Regions from separate parts of the Mus musculus genome. Here region 2 is linked to region 1. Evidence: chromatin loops called from intact Hi-C (ENCODE). Cell type or tissue: heart. All regions are shown on one strand.

Evidence for each region. A loop is a pair of places that touch in the nucleus more often than their neighbours do. Peaks named below come from ENCODE experiments on the same cell type or tissue, not always from the same donor. Only the 100,000 strongest peaks of a DNase experiment are listed, where the experiment ranks them.
Region 2: a loop joins it to region 1, with 13 times the contacts of the local background. A loop is called at or near these places in 3 of 42 quality-filtered maps.

What each region holds. Positions count from the first base shown.
Region 1 is chr7:109,289,704-109,292,203 of GRCm38, reverse strand. The region is part of intron 13 of Stk33 (serine/threonine kinase 33); the gene reads left to right. Among named protein-coding and RNA genes, the nearest start is that of Gm51463, 23 kb to the right of the region's middle. In heart, a CTCF peak has its summit at 1,498 (motif pointing right); no DNase peak of the experiment used is centred here.
Region 2 is chr7:109,138,061-109,140,560 of GRCm38, reverse strand. Lmo1 (LIM domain only 1) reads left to right here. Exons shown (of 4, transcript NM_001302205.1): 4 at 1,585-1,996. The coding sequence ends at 1,690. Among named protein-coding and RNA genes, the nearest start is that of Gm44781, 3.5 kb to the left of the region's middle. In heart, a CTCF peak has its summit at 989 (motif pointing left); a DNase peak (open chromatin) is centred at 950.

The DNA.
Region 1 (2,500 bases):
TAGTATTGAAGCATTTCAGTAGGGCATATGTGTCTTACTGTCTAGTTTTATGTTAGCTTAACACATGTTAAAGTTTTCAAAGAAGAGGGAGCTTTAATTAAGAAAATTCCTCCATGAGATCAGGTTGTAGATAAGCCTATAAGGCATTTTCTTAGTGATTAATCGGGGAAAGCTCAGCCCATTATGGGTGGTACCTTCCCCGGACTGATGGTTCTGAGTTCTACAAGAAAGCAGGTTGAACAAGCCATGGGAGCAAGCCACTAAGCAATACTCCTCCATGGCCTCGGTATCAGCTCCTGACTGCCAGATTCCTACACTATTTGAGTTCCTGTCCTGACTTCACTCGGTGGACTGTAATGTGTAAGCCAAACAACCCCTTTCCTCCCCAGGATGCTTTGGTCTGGTGTTTTATCATAGCAATAGAACCCTGGATAGGACATGTTCAATAACAGAACCTGGAGTGTCTTAATAATGAACCGTGCAGGCACTCCATGGCAGCTGCTGGGTCTCAGACCATGTTTTACCATCCCCATCATTTTGCTGTGGGGCATCTCTAGGCCTCCACTCTCTCATTTGTGAATAGTATACCATCCTCTGCTCAGGGGTAATGAAATCAGTCATGTGACACTCTAAGCACAGTGTTAGCTACAGTTGCCTAAATTTTCATATTACTAGATATTTTACATAGAATATTATCAAAATTTAATTTTTCTTAATTGTATCATTTATTTTGATAGTACATGGGGATAAGCCAAGGAATGTTAGGGTGAAGTGATACTTCTGACCTCTCAGTTTTGTGAGAGCTGCAGGGCTCTGTGCTGTTGCTGTTCTGATTCTTTCCAACCTCACCAGGAAGCTGTCTCACTAATGCCCTTGCCTCTGCAGTGGGTCCCCTGCAGGACCAGAGGAGGGCTGTTCTCTCCTCTAGTGCAGGTGCTTGTGTGATGTGCATTGGCTGATGGGACAAGCCTCAAGGAGTGTGATGGAGGCAGAGACCCCAAGTGTCTGCATGAGGTAACATGCTTTCTGGGTTTGCTGCCACCTGCCACGGGAAGCCACATGCACTTGAGTTATGGACACACTTGAACTCTGTCCACGGCCTTAAGTCCAGCCTCGCAAGGCCAAGCTCTGTGGTTTGTAAAGAAGGAATATCTGTTGTTAGAGGACTGGACACTTTCACAGTTGCTCGTTATGTAGTAGAGTTAGTAGAGCAGGTCAGATGGCTATGTTCTGTTTATTTCATTGGGCTCCTGGAGATCAGATCCAGAGGCTCATGCATGGAAGAGTTGGATTACTAGCTTCAACTGGTGTCCTGGAAAGGCCTATTTTTGAGGTTTGTTCTCAGCTGATATTTGGGAACTTGGATTTTAGGTAATTTCTAAAATACCATTGTGTCTAAATTACTTGTGAAAACAGTGTGCATGAATGATCAGCCCATGGTGAAAACCCTAGTCTATGTCTACATGTCTACATAGCCTGCTGATAGCTATTTCAGACAGTCACAGCCGGCTTCCAGCAGATGGCAGGCAAACTGAGTGACTCTGGTTGTAGAGGACACTCAGAGGCCTTCTGTGTCTAGACTTCTCCAGGCACCGTACCTTCCTTTCTCCCCTCCCCTCCCTCCTCCCTCCCCTCCTCCCCTCCCCTCCCCTTCCTCCTCCCCTTTCCTCCCCTTTCCTCCCCTCCCCTCCCCTTTTCCCTCCCCCTCCCTTTCCCCCCCCCCCCCCCCCCCCCCCCGTTTTTTGACAGAGGGACTCACTAATCCTGCCTGGTCTCAAATCCACAGCGCTCCTCTGCCTCTGCCTCCTGAGTGCTGGCACTTGGAGCTGTGCACTGCAGTGTGCCTGGTGCACCTTTCTTTTTCTGGCAAGCTTTGCATCTTTTCGCTGTAGTAGCTGGAATAGCTGGAAGCCTTGTGAGGAAGCAAACTTGACTCCTGTTCACCTCAAGTCTGCTATTCCAAAGGAACTATTGGTCCCCATCCCCACCCAGGAGCCTCTGGGACCAGGCTAAGGTTTCACTGCCAGCTTACCTACAGTCCCTACAGTCCCTTAGGTGAAGGACATGCTGGCAAATCCTTTGTTTCCTTGCCTTCCAAGTCCACCTTTTGCTCAGCTGCCCCAGGACTTGTGGCTGTTTGGCTGTGCCACAGGAACACTGAATATAATGAGTAATGCATTCCTTCTACGTGTATTCGATTGGTCTCCTCATCTCTGCCTTTATACTGTAATTGTTGGATGTATTTTATCTACACAATTATAAACTACACAGAAAAAAAGTATCTTTTTAATTTTAAACTGTCATGCCTATTTTCCAGAAATTAAGAGCAAAAAAAGTTTTTTCTATTTAGCCAGCCATTTGCATTTGTGCTGTGCCTCTTCCTTCCGAGGATCTGGGTTTCCATCTGCCATCATTTTCCTTCAGGTCCATGGGCTCCTCTGCCACCCTCCGCTCTTCTGATGCCGAGTCCTCTCCGTGGTCTTTCCCTGGAAAAGTCTGG
Region 2 (2,500 bases), 150 kb after region 1:
AGCCCCACACACTACCCAGACCCGAGCCTGAGGCCTGCTGGCTGAGCCAGGAGCGCTGAGGAGGCGTGCAGACAAGTGTGACTTCATTTATGTATGTAGCTAAGTATGCATGCTTTGCTTATCATACATGTGCATGTGTGTATATCTACATCTTATGGTCAGATGTGTACACTACAGTATTAGTGCACTATGTAGGTGGTAAGTTTCTACATGAATTGAATGATGGGGTATGTGTGTGTGTTTTCACTATGTATATATATTGTACATAGCATAAAGTATTTGCACATTTGAGGGAGGAGTTGTTTGTTCCAGAGTCTCGAGTATCCAAGGCCACCCTTAAACTTGCTATGAAGCCATGGTTGCTGGGACTGTAGGAGTGTGCCACAGGTCCAGTATATATGTGCTTGTGTTTGTATTGTAAATGTTTGTGTGCACACGAATACTAGTACATGAGATAGGTGTTTAGATGTGCATGCAACTATAATTATTCATGCATAAGAGTTTGTGAATACTGTATGTACCTGGTGAGGTGAGAATTGTATGCATGTTTTAAATGTGTGTACTGAGTGTACTGTATCTGTGTGCATGGGGTTTTGTGTCCTGTCTTGTGAGAAGGGGTTCCCAGGCCCATAGGGTAAGAGATATCTTTAGGGAATATCACTCCCCCAACCCCCAACTCTACTCATGAATCTGGCTCTGCCCCCCCCCCCCCCACCTCTTTTGTGGATTTCTGGGCCCTATTCATTATCCCAGTCCTGGGGGAAGACTTGAGGGACTTAAGGCTAGGAATTTACCATCAAAAAGCAGGAACTCTTCTTGGGAGCCCTCAGGTCAGGTAGGAATCCATACAGATATTTTCAGGTTGAGGTCTAGAGGGACCTGCAGGGAACACTAGACTGGCAGAGAGCTCTGGCTAGACGGCCTACCAGCAGGGTTCTGTGAAGTTCCATCGCCACCTGGTGGTTGAACTGAGATCCACTACTGGGACTGAGTCAGTGACCCAGGAGCTTAAAAGTCTTGGCCACCAGGGGACAATGTCTTTAAGGGGAAGCTTGAAAATTCTTCAGTACTTCCAGCAGACTAAGAGACCCAAAAGTGATCTTCCTGGGCTAAAGAATAAATTGTGGACTGTGGTCTCACTCGTAAGAGGCTGTGAGCCTTAAGCTGAGAGGGCAGAGGGATGGAAGCAGCCATGTTCTCCTTCTCCCTACCTCCCCTCATCTCTTGGTCTCCATCCCTCCACTCTCTAGTTCTGGTCCCCTAAGCTCTCCCAAGCTGCACCATCTCTGGGACCGGGGTAAGGCATCTGCCCTCGCCCTGCACCTCCTCACATGACCTGCTGGTGGGAGGCCTGTGGCTTGACCGGCTACCTATCTCACCACGCCAGGGTGCAGGGGTCTGCTGAGAGTAATTGACCAGGCTCGCAGTGCCCTGGCATTTCCTCTACACTCCCTGGGAGGTTCCAGCCAGATCAGCAGCAGCACCGTCAGCCATGCATGCCCCACCTCCTGGGCCAGGCTGGGACCTCCTCTCACTGGAACCTCACCTATAGCCCTCTTTTCTCTTGATTTTTTTTTTCTCTAGATTTTGCGTGGGAGACAAATTCTTCCTGAAGAACAACATGATCTTGTGCCAGGTGGACTATGAGGAGGGGCATCTCAATGGCACCTTTGAATCCCAGGTTCAGTAACGCCCACCATCTGGCCTCCAGGTCCATCTGTCCGTCTGCCCACCTGTCCACCTGCCTGGCAGGCCGGCCAGCCACTCTGCCTGCGCGGGCTGGCCAGCCGCTGTCCTACAAGTTAGAACTTCATCCTCGATGGGAAGGTGGCTGTTCTCCACCACCACTGCCCATCTCTGTGGGACCCCTCCTGGGGCCAGGCTCAGCCTGTACAGTCTGTCTTCTGTATATAAATGGGAACATTTATTTTATGAGAAATGTAATGCGATTTTATTACTGGCGTGGATTAAACTTATGAATGTTTCCGGGGACATGACTGCATTGTTCACATTACCGACACAAAACTGCACCTCCCTACCTTCTGCCTCTGGTGGGCGGGGCATGGAGAAGCGACCTCCAGCCTATGCTCTTGCCACAAAGACGCAAACAAGCATGGCTTTAGGGACCAGAAGAAGGGAATCTTTCAAAGTGCCCCAGCCACACATGAGAAGTGGGGTATGCCTCCCTCCCTGCAAAGCATACATCCTAGCCCTATGCAAAGCCCTGAGAAGAGCGGCGCTGTGACACTCTGTGTACTTTTAGACCAACCCTAAAAGTCACTGGAACCCCTAGCAAAGTAGCAAGATGGGGACCCATGCTCTGGGTCCACAGTAGAACCCCAAATCCCAAGCCCCATATCATGACAGTACCCTCTTAACCCCTTTCCCTTTCACAGTGACAGATAGTGTTTGCTGGGACTGACCTGGATCCTAGTATCTTGCTTATCAATCAAAACATTCTGTTTCCCTTGAGCTTGTCTATGCAGGCTCGAGACAGTCA